Regions from separate parts of the Homo sapiens genome. Here region 2 is linked to region 1. Evidence: chromatin contacts called from ENCODE Hi-C data. All regions are on one chromosome and are shown on one strand. The core of a region is the stretch at or near the end of the contact, and the rest is flanking DNA. Distances in the headings are between cores, read along the strand shown.

The links. A loop is a pair of places that touch in the nucleus more often than their neighbours do. Pooled maps may share reads with other maps.
Region 2: a loop to region 1 is called in a map with no recorded cell type, with 5 times the contacts of the local background. The contact joins the promoter of CDKL4 here to the enhancer-like site in region 1. A Hi-C loop is called at or near these places in 5 of 168 maps with a recorded cell type or tissue (B cell, HCT116, K562 and 2 more), 12 of 37 single-sample maps with no recorded cell type and 10 of 50 pooled maps.

Annotation. Positions count from the first base shown.
Region 1 is chr2:39,720,660-39,728,374 of GRCh38, reverse strand. It overlaps a transcript of TMEM178A not described here. Among named protein-coding and RNA genes, the nearest start is that of THUMPD2, 55 kb to the left of the region's middle. RefSeq lists enhancers at 6,353-6,852, 6,853-7,354. Within about 2 kb of position 4,237, at least 3 of the 41 ENCODE cell types and tissues checked have a DNase peak (open chromatin) inside an H3K27ac peak, as active enhancers do.
Region 2 is chr2:39,239,404-39,247,118 of GRCh38, reverse strand. CDKL4 (cyclin dependent kinase like 4) reads left to right here and starts at 3,149. Exons shown (of 10, transcript NM_001397900.1): 1 at 3,149-3,248.

The DNA.
Region 1 (7,715 bases), core at 2,988-5,487:
GGAAACCATTCAAGAAGCAGACAGCTGTCCAGGGAGACACCGACTTCCTGTGTAACCTAGAAAGCTAAGTCTCAGAGAAATGCAAATCAAAACCACAATGAGATACCATCTCACGCCAGTTAGAATGGCAATCATTAAAAAGTCAGGAAACAGATTCTGGAGAGGATGTGGAGAAATAGGAATGCTTTTACACTGTTGGTGGGAGTGTAAATTGGTTCATCCACTGTGGAAGTCAGTGTGGCGATTCCTGGAGGATCTAGAACTAGAATTACCATTTGACCCAGCAATCCCATTACTGGGTACATACCCAAAGGATTATAAATCATGCTACTATAAAGACACATGCACACATATGTTTATTGTGGCATTATTCACAATAGCAAAGACTTGGAACCAACCCAAATGTCCATCAATGATAGACTGGATTAAGAAAATGTGGCACATATACACCATGGAATACTATGCTGCCATAAAAAAGGATGAGTTCATGTCCTTTGCAGGGACATGGATGAAGCTGGAAACCATCATTCTCAGCAAACTGTCACAGGGACAGAAAACCAAACACCTCATGTTCTCAGAGATGAGAAATGAACAGTTAGATCACTTGGACACAGGGTGGGGAACATCACACACCGGGGCCTGTCGAGGGGTGGGGGGCTGGGGGAGGGATAGCATTAGGAGAATTACCTAATGCAAATGATGAGTTGATGGGTGCAGCAAACCAACATGGCACATGTATACCTACGTAACGAACCTGCACATTGTGCACATGTACCCTAGAACTTAAAGTATAATTAAAAAATAAAAAAGCTAAGTCTCAGGGATTCAAAATAAACTGAGGTTTGAGAAGAAATGCTCACTTAGATATTAAGTAAATGTGTCGGTTCAGAGAGCTATGCAAGAAAGCCCTTGGACTAAAATTAGGTGAGATGCAAAGTCTTAGAGAAATCTTGCTAATTAAGAAATCCAGGTGAGTTTTTTTAGTGCATGTTCATATTTTGCCATAGTGTTAGTAGCCTTTTCAAATCTTGTTATTTATTCATTTGTTCATTTGCTTCTTTATTTACTTAGCTACCAGGCAGTTAGTGAGTACTTGCTCCATGTCAGGTTCTGGGAATGCTCCTTGGTAAACTGGCCCTGCCTGAATGGCTGCTGTGACAGCTATCTGAAAGGGATGTGAGCAGGAGCAAGAGGATACCAGCCAGAAGTCCGGGCTTCTGAGATAGAGGAATATCCTTGACCTTTGGAAATGGAGGGATGAAACCACTCTCTGGAACACCTCGGCAGAGAGAAAAATGAGCTGAGTCGAGGAAAACATTTGAGAGAAAAATTATGGATTGTTGGAAATTTAAAGAAACAACTCAAAACGTGCATGAAGAGCTCAGCTTTTTATCTTAAATTCCATGAATTATGTTCAAGAGAGTCAGGAGATTTGAAGTGTAATTTTGCCATCTGAATGCCACAATCATTTAATATTGTCAGTTTTCATTAAGTTTCTTCAGTGAGAAACTGCCTGCTCGAGATGAAACAAATGACAGCAATTACTCCAGGGCCCTTCCTTACCCACCCCCAACCCTTACACATTATTTCTACCATTTTTTGGTCACCCTGCTAGCTGCCTTTTTGTGACTCTTGCCCTTGGTATCCTACACTTTGTGAGATTGACTTCACCTTGGAAGAATGGGCACATTAACCATATATTTTGCCAGATAGACCTAAACGCCCAGTACTGGCCTCTGGGTATTAACATGGAAACCAAGGACAATTCATTCACTGGGCCAAAGGTATTTTGCCTGTTTTTCTGTAAGCCAGATTTTATCACTCTTATGTTTGAAATCCTCCAATGACTTTCCATCTTACTCAGAATGAAACCCGAAGTCTTGGGTTTTATTGGAAAGGTGTTCAAAGGGTGCTGGATAGCCTGGTTTCCCTCTTACTTCATCTCAACACTCTCACTTTCATTCTACCTTTTGCTGACCCTGCCACATGCAAAGCTTGTTCCCATCCCAGGCCTCTGCACCTGCTATCTACCCTTCCTGGACATTCCTCAGGACACCTGCATTGCTCAGGCTCTCTGTGCAAATGTTTTCTTATCAGAGAGGCCAACGCCAGCTTCCCTAAACTGGCCATCCCCTCACCTTTAGCACTCTATTCTCCTAGCCACCTCATTTTTCGTTCATAGCACATATCACCACCACCTACTGCACAAGCCCTGTTTTATTACTGTCTGTCTCTCTGAGACAGACACAAAGGAAAAAAGAACAAATTATCTTTCCCTGAAGGAAGATTTTTTACTTTTTTCCTTTGTCACCTTACAATGGCAGCTTTTTGAAGGCAGCAGCTTTGATTTATTCACTATGTATTCCCTGCACTTAAATCAGTCTCTGGCACATACTAGGTGCTCTATAGAGATGTGACAAATCAAAGAACACATGAATGAGCAAGTGAACACAACTGGTCATTCATTTGACCACATGTGTCTTTGTTCCACAGTATTGAGATGTCCCTATTTTTGCCGAGGCCCTAGAACCATTTTGCCACGGTGGACCTGCTCCTAAAGTGACACAAAGAGTTTGAGTCTACAATCGTATGTTAGGCCTGAGAACAATAAAAGAAAAGTAACCTTGAGAAATAGAGGCTGTGAGGCAGCAAGTCGGCTTCACAGACCAGGGATCACCATCTTAGTGATGCGTCATTCATTTATTCCCTCATTCCTTCAACACACATTTACTGGCATTTCCTCCACACCCACTGACATCCCAAACAAGTTACTTTTCATGGTCATCTGCCAACCAAGTGAACACAGCCATAAAAGTCCAGAATGCTGAACCAAGTTTCCCCCGCATTGACCAAATCCATGCATTCCATTGTCAAAAGGAAACAAGAACAAATTGTCTTTCCCTGAAGGAAGATTTTTTTCTTCCTTTGTGATATTGGAATGTATGGAATCGTGCAACACAGAACCAGCTCCTCAATCGTTACTAGGTAAAAGCTTGACATTTTCTGACACCTTTCTTGATTATGTAGGCGTATCGCAGACCCACAGGCTAATTGCTTTAAAGAATAATGAAATTGTACTGAATTTCCTCTTAACTCATTGTATTCTTACTCATCTGGCTCCTCAAAGGAACTGGTTTTGTAGGGGTGTTTGGGATAGGGTTCTGAGGGCCACTCACCCGTCCCACCCCGCATGGCTCTACATGGCTGTCCCTCTAGCTCACCCTCGGTCTTTCCTCATCTTCATTTCACTTCTCTTGAAAACCATTCCCCTACTCCTGTGAACACTCTTTAAACTGTTACTTTATTTGGAGAATTCTTTGTTTAAGAACTGGTTCATCCCTTGAGTCAATACTGTATTAATCACATGCGTCATCTCCCCCAGATTACCTTTCACAGTTGGTTTAATTTCAATTCCCAAGTCCAGTTTATTTGAGAAACATGTTGGCATGATAGCGATTTACCATCGTCACCACAGAGTCCTGTAAAGTAGAGGCTGCTCGACATGTTTGCAGGAATATAGATACTTGGACATGCTGACCTCAAAATCTACCTCGCTTTTTTGCTGGGGAGGTGAACCTTCTGCCAGAGACTGGCTGAGAGATCTTGGGTTAATGCTCTGAGTCTCTGTTCCTCTGCTGTCAAAGAGAGATGACCATTATAGTTTCCATATGCCTCCGAGGCTGTCTTGAGGTTTGTTTTGGTTTGGTTATGGGGTGTTTTCTAAGTCACTGCACAGCGACCAGTCTCTCAAAGGGAAAATACGAAATGAAGTACTGTACTTTCCTTGAGATATAATAAAAAAATTTGGAAGGTTTCCTTGTTTTGACTCCACATCAGATGGTTTTATTTTATTGTTAGTGTAACTTAATATGTTATGTTTTTTAAATTAGTTCACATTCAACTTGGATAAAGGAAATAAAAGTTTGTAGAGGTGTTCAAAGTGATTTTCAGGCTTCTTAAATGTGTGGTTATTACCAGCATTCTTGCAGGGCCACACATCAAGACAGTCAGGGAGAAAGGACGGAAATTCATGAGTCTTTGAGTTGCTATCCTACCTCTAACCGTAAGGCTAGATAGCCTCTTTTTTTTTTTTGAAATAATTACTTTCATCTAATAATTTAAAAAATGCCGTCAGGGATGCTGTCACAGGACAAAGTAAGGAGGACATACCCACTTAAATAGAGATCTTTGAGCAGCCCTAGTAACACGGGAATTTCTCATAATGTTCTGTGGGGGAAGTGCCAAGAAGGTAATTAAAATTGCTGTCATACCTTTAGGCTACTGCAAGCTACAGGGTCTCTTGAAGGTCAGTCACGTAAGGAGAGATTCTGTGCTTACAAAAATAGGTCTGGCATTCTTTACAGAATTACAAAGTGCAGTGTGTGCTCTGGCTTAGAAATATAGAAGCTTGCTTAAAAACTATAGAGCAGTAACTTCCAAAGGGACCCTTGGAAAATGCAGGGGAATGTGAACCTATCTAGATGTATAACATGTTGACAGTAGGCTCAGATAGGGTTAGAAATGCACTATGGAAATGCTGCTGGGTCTTGGGTAGTTGACGTGGATGCTGTGCAGGAAGGTGGAAGGATTTTGGAGTGAGCAAGCTGGAAACCAAATCTTGGCTAGTATCTTAGGGAAGGTTACTCAACCTCTGTGAGCCTTGGCTTCTCTACCCATAAAGTAGGGGCAAATAGTAACAAGATATGGTTTATAAAGGACACAGCCTGACACAGTCACTGAGGAGGTACTGAGGCAGTCCCTCACCCAGGGACTCAGTCTCATTAATGCCAAGAAACAGCACTGGAGAAGCTTTTGAGAATCCGAGCTTTCTCTGCCACTTCTTATTTATGTTTAGTACTTACAAGAATGAAGGAGACCTAAAAGTTAACAATAATATGGCTCCACTGCCATCCTCTTAGAATTAATTAAGTGCTTTATTTATTTACTTATATATCTATTTATTTTTTGAGCAACCAACAGAGTCCAGAACTAACAAATGGCAAATCAGGGCTTAGAGGAGAAATGAGAAAACTTCAACAATTTATTCAGGTCTTTAAGTTCATTTTAAACTCTTGTGATTAACAGATTTAAGCAATATGATAAGTGCAATGTGTTTTACCTGTGGGGAATGAATTTGAAGCCCACTGAAGCCACAGCTGAGTGAAGTTCAGTTCAGGCGTGGCTAGGTTTCTAAAGCAAGTATTTATGTGTTCATCACAATCAACCTAACAGGCAAAGCTATGAGGATGGAAATAAAAGGTGTTTTATGATTAAAGAATGAAATGCCCTGAACTGTGATTGCGTTCTGGGAGCAAGTCAAGGGAGCCCAGGCCCTTTGTGTAGGATCCAGCGGAGCCTCCGTGCACCCTTGCTATAGCAAGGTTTCCATGCCCTTTCCAGAATCCCCAGAGGATGCCACTTCACAGTTAGCCAGATATTGAGGGAATTTACCTCTAAGGTCCTGATTTAGAACACTTGCTGATGAACTTGAGGGTACAGTTCATCCATCCTCACACCCACACTCAAGGCAGTGGCCTGGTCAGACTCTGGGCCAACCAGGATAAGCACTTCACTGGGACAATGGTCTGTTCATTAGGAACATCAGCCCTAAGATGTGGGAGTTTATTCTCAGAATTTCTTAGTGAGCTCCAAAAAAGGGAAATGCTTACCTGAAGCAGACCAATAGTCTATCTGCTGTGATTTAAACTGGGGTTGGCCAGTATGTGACATCTGCCTTTCCCATTCATTCACAAACACTACATCTTTCCCCTTTGTGCCTGGACTGAAATCTTCCCAGCCACCACTAATTGATCAAGTTCACACTTAAACTGAATACTATCTTCAGGTCTTAGATGCACAACTTCTGGAAAACAACTGGAAATCAGAGAGGAATCGGCTGGCAGCTGGGTCAGTTAGCAAGAAGGAGCATTTGGGCCATTGATATTTTCTCAACTACAGTTTTCAATTCCAGTCTCCATTAAATAAACGCTATCCTGTATAACGCTGAGTTAACCATAAAACTTAGCAGTTTTTTCTTTTTCCCCTTTTCCCCAAATTATTGTATCTCCTTTTTGATACAAGAAGCAGTTCCCTTAGTAATTAACCTAACTCTACAAATTCTTTAGGTGTCATCCTTAACTTCCCTTGTTTCCCCACCGCCATGTAACTTACCAGCAAATCAATTCCATCTCTAAAATATGTCCACCTACTCCTGTGCATTTTCATCACCACCCTCTCCATCCAGGCACAATTTTGTCTCCTGGGTTCCTATGCAACTTCCTCCTTCCTAACTGGGTTCTTCTCCTCTAGTGGTGCCTCTTTAAATCCATTCTCCATCCAGCAGCAGTGGCAACACTGATTTTTTTTTTTTTTTTTTTTTTTTTTTTTTTGAGACTGGTCTCACTCTGTCACCCAGGCTGGAGTGCAGTGCAGTGGTGTGATAATAGCTCAATAGCTTCTAGACTCAAGCAATCCTCCTGCCCCAGCCTGCCGAGTAGCTAAGCCTACAGGCATGTACCACCACACTTGGCTAATTTTAAAAATGTTTTTATAGAGACAGGCTCTATTTGCCCAGCCTGGTCTTGAATACCTGGACTCAAGAGATCCTCCAGCCTCAGCCTTCCAAAACACCGGAATGACAGGTGTGATCCACCACACCTGGCCAACTGATAGTCCTAAAGTGGAAATCAGATCACATCATTATCCTTTTTTAGGCCGTTTGTTTTCAATTACCAGAGTAAAACCCAAACTCTTTACTGTGACCAGCAAGCCTCTGCCTACCTTGGCAACCTCACCTGCACCACTCTTCCCTTGTTCTTTCTGCTCTAGACCCATGGTCCTGTCTCCTTCCTCTCTGCAAAACATTCACTTAGAGACCTAAGAGAAACCAAGCATAGCCAGACCTTATAGTAGCAGGCAGTATTTTATAGTGAATGCTGAAGGGGAGAAAAAAATTGGAAATAAAAACAGAAAAAATGCTATCTTCTTTTATAGCCAGCCAATCTGTTTTCCTCTTACAGGGGCTCCAGGCAGACATATTCTAATGTTTTAGGACAATTAGAAATCTTGCTTTGATGCCTGGCAAAACACAGGTTGCATATTAAGAGGAATATGTATTGCATAGCCAAGTTCCCAGTATGCAACTGGGTGCCCTGAGCATCTTCAAGCATTTGTGGTTGTCCTGCATGCAGCACAGAAAACTTCCTCTTCTTCCAGTCAAAGGGCAAGGCCCCAGAGAAATTCATATGCAATTTAAATGTGTTCTTCGTCAGGATAGCTATTTGCATTCAAAGGAAGTCATTTCTGAAGCATTCCTTTCAGAATTCCAATTAGGGATTTGAAACACACATGCACATAAATGAGAACGCTTTAAATTGAGGTGTAGAACCATATTGAGGTTACTAACTTAATGTTTGAGCCATCAAATAAATGTTCCACAGTAGTTCATAACACATTTTAAGTTACGTCTAGGTTGGTTTGGGTTAATAGTCCCTTTAATTATTCTAATGAGGTTTCCTTGCTTGCCAAGCTATATTCTCTTTCCATTTAGCCTCATCACACGACTGTACATTTTTTATGGGCTCCCTAAAATTGGTGCTAAGGGAGTCAGCTCTGTCCAGGGAAGAAAAGAGTTTATCTATGACTCTGAATCCATGTATTGATTCCACAAAGATTTAAGAGCACCTACGGTCTACCAGGCACTGGGTGGGCTGAGC
Region 2 (7,715 bases), core at 1,900-4,399, 480 kb after region 1:
CAACCAGTATTCATCCAAGGAGCACACTTGGATGAATAAAGGCAAACGGAAGTAAGTAGTATTAAAACAAGGTACAGGCCCAGTGTGATGGCTCAAATCTCTAATCCCAACACTGGGAGGCTGAGGTGGGAGAATCACTTGAGCCTAGGAGTTCAAGATCAGCCTGAGTTACATAGCAAGTCTCCTTCTCTACAAAAAATGAAATTAGCCAAGTATAATGGCACATGCCTATAGTCCCAGCTACTGGGGAGGGAGGCTGAGGCAAGAGAATCACTTGAGCCCAAGAGTTTGAGGCTGCAATGAGCTATGATTGTGACACTGCACTTTAGCCTAGGCAACAGAGTGAGCCTCTGTTTCCAAAAAAAAAAAGGTACAAGAGGTTGTGCCTAATTCTGCTTTGTGTAGTAAGATTTGTAAACCAGGTTGTTGATAGATGAAGAGAAATTTACCATATGCAGTAAGAAAGCAAGGTAGGAACCTGTAGCCTAGACCAAGGCATATGCAAATACTGCATGTTCAAGAAATAGTGACATTGAATTGAATGAACCAGAGTTTCGGGTGCCTGAAGCAGAGTAATAGGGCAGGAAGCTGCATAAAAAGATGGGCCTGGTTGTGAAGAGCCTCCTTATGAGAGAAGCAGCTAGGAATCAACAGTTTCAGAAACTGGAGAGCAAGTATCATGAAGATATAAATGGGTTGATGGATTTGTACATAAGGTGATACTTGTATACTTAATGAGAAATTTTTCTATAGCATGATAGATGGTGGAAATTATATAGGAATTGGATAGATGTGAATTTTATGAGTATTTGACTTTAGTGGAAGTGTATTTGGTCTCAAAAGAGGAAGGAGATAAAGGTTTTTGTTTTGATTTTGTTTGTTAAAGATGGGAGATTTCAGCATGTATCTAAGCAAATGAAAGAAGTGGAAAAGAAATGAGATGGATGAGAAAAGGAGAAGAGAGTCACCTGTTTAGGGAAGTATGGAGATGCTAAACCTGGCCATGATCACGGGGAGCATTTTGCTAATGCTGAAACAAAGTACGTGTGTGCTTATTAACATATAGCATTTCTAAGTTAGTCCTGGGAATAAAATGGGTAAGCTCTAGCCAAAATTCTCTTTCCCAAGTAATACATTATCTCCACAGAGCATTCATTACATTATTTGTTTCATTGACTTTCTTCCCTAATGGGTGTCAAACCTGTGTCTGATTCTTAGGCCTCAGGTACTAGTACAATGCTAGGTGAATTAGGAAAATGGCCTCTGATCCATAGCTGCTTTTCACGCAAAAACCTACAGAAGTCTGCTGAAAAGGTATTTGGATAATTAAACAAGACCGAAAAGTAATGACTAATGACAGAGAATCTTGCAAACTGAAGGTCTCTGCCCAGGCAGGGAAACGAACTAATCAATATTCAACAGTTACGTGTGCTGTTTTTCAGTGCTCTCGATGCCTTGGGAAAGAAGGGGACATGGTGTAATCACAGTATTAAGGGGAAAGTGGTTGAAATGTTTCCTGAGCGCTCTCATTCAACTTTTGCTCCGTTCACAGCCTGATGCTACAGGCTCGGCCCCGAGGTTATACCCACCAAGAGGAAGTATGTCCGGAATTGGTGGGTTCTTGCAGTCACTGACTTCAAGAATGAAGCCGCGGACCCTCGCGGTGAGTGTTACAGCTCTTAAGCTGGCGCGTCTGGAGTTTGTTCCTTCTGATGTTCAGATGTGTTCGGGGTTTCTTCCTTCTGGTGGGTTCGTGGTCTCGCTGGCTCAGGAGTGAAGCTGCAGACCTTGCGGTGAGTGTTACAGCTCTTAAGGCAGCGCGTCTGGAGTTGTTCCTTCCTCCCGGTGAACTCGTGGTGTCGCTGGCTTCAAGAGTGAAGCTGCAGATCTTCGCGGTGAGTGTTACAACTCATAAAAGCGGCGTGGACCCAGAGTGAGCAGTAGCAAGATTTGTTGCAAAGAGCGAAAGAACAAAGCTTCCACAGTGTGGAAAGGAACCCGAGTGTGTTGCCACTGCTCGCTCGTGCAGCCGGCTTTTATTCTCTTATTTGGTCCCACCCACGACCTGCTGATTGGTAGAACCCAGTGGTCTGTTTTGACAGGGTGCTGACTGGTGTGTTTACAATCCCTGAGCTAGACATAAAGGTTTTCCACGTCCCCATCAGATCAGTTAGATACAGAGTAGCGACACAAAGGTTCTCCAAGGCCCCACCAGAGCAGCTAGATACAGAGTGTCGACTGGTGCATTCACAAACCCTGAGCTAGACACAGGGTGCTGATTGGTGTGTTTACAAACCTTGAGTTAGATACAGAGTGCCGATTGGTGTATTTACAATCCCTGAGCTAGACATAAATGTTCTCCACGTCCCCACCAGACTCAGGAGCCCAGCTGGCTTCAACAAGTGGATCCCGCACAGGGGCTGCAGGTGGAGCTGCCTGCCAGTCCCGCGCCGTTCGCTCGCACTCCTCAGCCCTTGGGTGGTCGATGGGACTGGGCGCCGTGGAGCAGGGGGTGGCACTCGTCGGGAAGGTTCCGGCCGCACAGGAACCCATGGAGGGGGTGGGAGGCTCAGGTATGGCGGGCTGCAGGTCCCAAGCCCTGCCCCGCAGGAAGGCAGCTAAGGCCCAGTGAGAAATCGAGCGCAGCGCCGGTGGGCTGGCACTGCTGGGGGACCCATTACACCTTCTGCAGCCGCTGGCCCGGGTGCTAAGTCCCTCATTGCCCGGGGTCGGCAGAGCCGGCGGGCTGCTCAGAGTGCGGGGCCCGCCAAGCCCACGCCCACCCGGAACTCCAGCTGGCCCGCAAGCGCCGTGCGCAGCCCCGGTTCCCGCTCGCGCCTCTCCCTCCACAGCTCCCTGCAAGCTGAGGGAGTGGGCTCCGGCCTTGGCCAGCCCAGAAAGGGGCTCCCACAGTGCAGCGGTGGGCTGAAGGGCTCCTCAAGTGCCGCCAAAGTGGGAGCCCAGGCATAGGAGGCGTCGAGACCGAGCGAGGGCTGTGAGGACTGCCAGCACGCTGTCACCTCTCAGAAGGATCAGGGCTGGGGCTGCCAGCGCCAGGGGAACCCGCTCCGGAAGCCGCAGTGCCCCGCGCGCCCTAGCGTTCCGGTTGCCCGGGAGACGCTGCGGCGGTTCCGCTGGCTCCGAAGTCGCTGGGTACACGGCGCCTCCTCCGAGCGACACGCGCGGGAGCTGGGGCTGGGGCTGTTCGGCGCTGCTCGAAGCTTCGTCACCGTCGCCCTGTGGGTGCAGTAAGTGCGGATTCTGCCGGTGGCGGGGGAACTGCGGGCAGCGTGCGGGGTTGATGGGGTGAGCCGCGAGGTCTAGACTGCGGATCCCAGTTGCAGGAACCAAGAAAAGTTCCCCGAAAGAAAAGCGGGACCGCCTTCCGCTTCGGTGGCCCCTGGAAGGGAAGGGGCGGATTCGAGGTGGCAGCACTGACCCGGTGAGGGTCCCTCGGGGCGGAAATGGTGCTGCCCAGGGAGTGGGCGGCGGCGGGGGCCGAGGAGCGCGCAAGGCGGAGGCCTACCTATGGCCGAGAAAGAGAACTGTCATTAAATGAAGAAGGCTGAAGACCAGAGGCCTGGAAATAAAGTGGATTTGTGCTTGACTTGCAGATCTGTTATGTGCACACACGAAATGTGATATATTTAAACAAAATTACTTTATCGGATTTTGTATAATTATGTGGTATTCTGGTTTTCTGGGGATGCTTTTAATTAGTCTGATTGTATTGTCAACTGGACAGGTTTATAAACAGGTGTGTGTACTTTTGAAATTCAATAATTCACTGTTATGTTGATAAAACAATGATTTAATGGCCCATTTGACTAATTAGTTTTATTAAATATAAATTCATGTTTGGTTTGGTTGAAAACAATAACAACATAGGAGGTTGTGACTTTACCAGCCTGTGGATTCCCTAACTGATATGGCCTGATCTTCAAAATCTCTTTTTCCTCGTCATTCCTTTTTTTTTTTTTTTTTTTTTTTTTTTTTTTTTTTTTTGAGACAGGGTCTCACTTTGTTCCCCAGGCTTGGGGGCGGTGGCGCCACCTTGGCTCGCTGACCTCCCAGGTTCAGCAACCTTGACCTCCCAGGTTCAGCGATCCTCTTGCCTCAGCCCCACAAGTAGCTGGGACTACAGAGGCAGGACACCACGCCCAGCAACTTTTTTTGTATTTTTAGAAGAAATGGGGTTTCACCACATTGGCCAGGCTGGTCTCCAACTCCTGGCTTCAAGTGCTCCACCCGCCTCAACCTCCCAAAGTGCTGGGATTACAGGTGTGAGCCACCACGCCCGGCCATCCGCATCATTCCTAATGCCACTGTTTACATGAGTTTCCTAAAGCTCCTAGATTAGAAAATGTGTTTTTTCACTCTTCTTTTTTTCTACCTCTCCCTTTCTTGATTTTTGTTTTCCTTCTTTCATTGTATTCCTTAGGCTGGCTTGAGTTCTCAGGACTTGATTTGTGATACAATCATGGAAAATAACCTACCTCCAAGTCTATTCTGTTTCTGTGTACATCATTTTGCAAACCCTTGAGACTAAGGAAATTAAATAGAAATTTTCAAAGAATTTAGTGAGCCACTCAAGTATCTATCTACCTCTTTTGATAATCATAAGTGGGCTCAGTTCTATACCTATCTGCCTTTGTACACAGAACTTTAACTTGAGAGTCAAATATTTGGTAAATTCTGAAGTCAGGAAGCCCTGTAGCCAAAAAGTATAAAGCTTCAGTTTGAAGGTCAAAGATGACTATGAAAAATAATTTCGCCAGGCATGGGTGGCTCATGCCAGTAACTGCTGCACTTTGGGAGGCCAAAATGGGAGAATCACTTGATCCCAGGAATTCAGGATCAGCCTAGGCCACATAATGAGACCCCACCTCTACAAAAAATACAAACATTAGCTAGGCATGGTGGCACATGCCTGTAGTCTCAGCTACTCAAGAGGCTGAGGCAGGAGAATTGCTCAAGCCCAGCAGGTACAGGCTGCAGTGAGCCCTGATCGTGCCACTGCACTCCAGCCTGAGTGACAGAGCGAGACCCTGTCTCAGTTAAAAAAAAAAAAAAAGGAAAAAGAAAAAGAAAACTATTTTCAACCAACTGAATCTACTTTCTGCCAATAGCTATATCACCATTTAATCTTGATTTCTTGTCCAAGTACTGTATTAATAATCAAAATGTACTTATTGCCTTTGCTTTAAAAAGTAAGTCATTTTACATATTTAATAGAAAGGTTAGAAAAATAACATTACGGTAGGGCCACAGCGGAGGTCCACTATGTGCCAGACAATAGGCTAACAATAGAAGGCAATGTGATAATGTTTTTGAAAGGGTGAAAGGAAGTCGTTAACATAGCATGCGAGCAGAGAAAGAACCTGCTTTTGGGGATTGGGAGAAGCTAAGCAGAAAGACATTTGACTTGAACTTGAAAAAGATGAAGATTTAAGGGTCAGACATTCCAGGCAGGGGTATGAAGGGAGACTTAGAGACCTGAAAGTGTTTGGGGAAGAATCTGAGAAGTGATGCTGGCAAGGTAAATTGGGGCCACGGCGTACAGAACTGTAAATATCATACTACAGTTTGAACTTTATTCTGTGGCATTTGAGGCCATAAGACATTTCTGAGAAAGGATGATATCTCATCCTGTTGATGTTTGAGAAAGATGTCTTTGGTGTAATAAAAGTAAATATAAAGAAGAAAAGTGAGATAACACACTTTAAAATAACTACTTTGATATAATAATTTCAAGCTGGCAATAAGAGTGTAATAAACTCATATATCTGGACTCACTGTTTACGTTTTGCTCAATTTTTATGTTGTTTATCGTTTTCTTTTTAGTGTGTATATAACACATGCATATTAATTTTTCTGTACCATTTGAGAGTAAGTTGCAGACATCAGATCCCTTCACCCGTAAATACTTCAGTGTATTCCCAAGAACTAGGACATTTTCTTATATAATCACAGTACAAATTACCAAAATCAGGAAACTGATATCAAATCTGCAGTCGAAATTTAGATTTTGCCAATTATCTTAGAAGTATCCTTTATGGTCATGTTGTTCACCAGTCCAGGATCCAGTTCAGGATCACACGTCGCATTTTGTTTTTCCATCTCTCTAGTCTTCAATCTGGAACAGTGCTTTGATCTTTTCTTTCATGACGTTGACATTCTTTATTAAGAGTACAGGCCGGTTATTCGTAGAATGCCCTTCAGTTTGGCCATGTCTATTGTTAACTCATAATTAGATTTAGATTTTGCATTTTTGCCAAGAATACCACAGAGGAGATGTGCCCTTCTCACTTGCACATTTGTCTTTTCTAGAAATTTCCTGTAATGGAATTATAAAATATGTAGGATTTTGTGTCTGTCTTCTCTCACTTAGCATTATGTTTTGGGGCATGTGGTTCTTTTTTCTTTTTTTTTTTTTTTTTTAATGTTCATCTACATTATAGCAAGTTCATTCCTTTTTGTTGCTGAATAGTATTTCGTTGCATGGATAATCCACATTTTGTTTACACATTCATCAGTTGATGAACATTTGGATTGTTTTCCATATAGGGACCTCTTCTGAATAATGGTGCTGTGAACATTTGCTTACATGTCATTGTTAGATCTATTTTAAAATTTTTCCTGGATAGATACTGAGGAGTGAAATTGCTGTTTATGGTTAATTTTTTTTTTTTTTTTTTGAGACGAAGTCTCGCTCTTGTCCCCTAGTCTGGAGTGCAATGGCACAATCTCGGCTCACTGCAACCTCTGCCTCCTGGGTTCAAGCAATTCTCCTGCCTCCCGAGTACCTGGGATTACAGGTGCATACCACCACACCCAGCTGATTTATTTTATTTTATTTTATTTTATTTTAAGTAGAGACGGGGTGTCACCATGTTGGCCAGGCTGGTCTCGAACTCCTGACCTCAGGTGATTCGCCTGTCTCGGCCTCCCAAAGTGCTGGGATTACAGGCGTGAGCCACCACGCCTGGCGGTTAATTTTTAAGTTAAATTTGTGTTTAACTTTTTTTTGAGACAGAGTCTCACTCTGTCACCCAGGCTGGAGTGCAGTGGCACAATCTCAGCTCACTGCAACCTCCGCCTCCCAGGTTCAAGCAATTCTCCTGCCTCAGCCTCCCAAGTAGCTGGGATTACAAGTGTGCGCCACCATGCCTGGCTACTTTTTGTATTTTTAGTAGAGACAGGGTTTCACCATGTTGGCCAGGCTGGTCTTGAACTCCTGAGCTCAAGTGATCCACCTGCCTCAGCCTCCCAAAGTGTTGGGATTACAGGCGTGAGCCACCATGCCTGGCCCTATGTTTAACTTTTAAGACATTGCCAAACTGTTTTCCAATGGAGCTGTGCTGCTTTACATCCTCACCAGTGATTTGTGTGAGTTCCAGTTTCCATCTTATCAACACTTGATATTGTCAGTCTTTGGATTTTAGTCATTCTAATGTGTATGTAATGCTATCTTATTGCAATTTTAATTAACACTTCCCTAATGGCTAACAGCATCCTTTCATGTGCTTAGTAGACATTTGTGTATCTTTGGTAAAATGTCTATTCACATCTTTTGTCCATTTTTAAATTGGGTTGTTTAACCTCCTATTGAGTTGTAAGCATGCTCTCTATGTATTCTGGATACAAATATTTTATCAGATATAAGATTTGCTAATATTTTTCTTTAGTCTGTGGCTTAGCTTTTCATTTTCTTA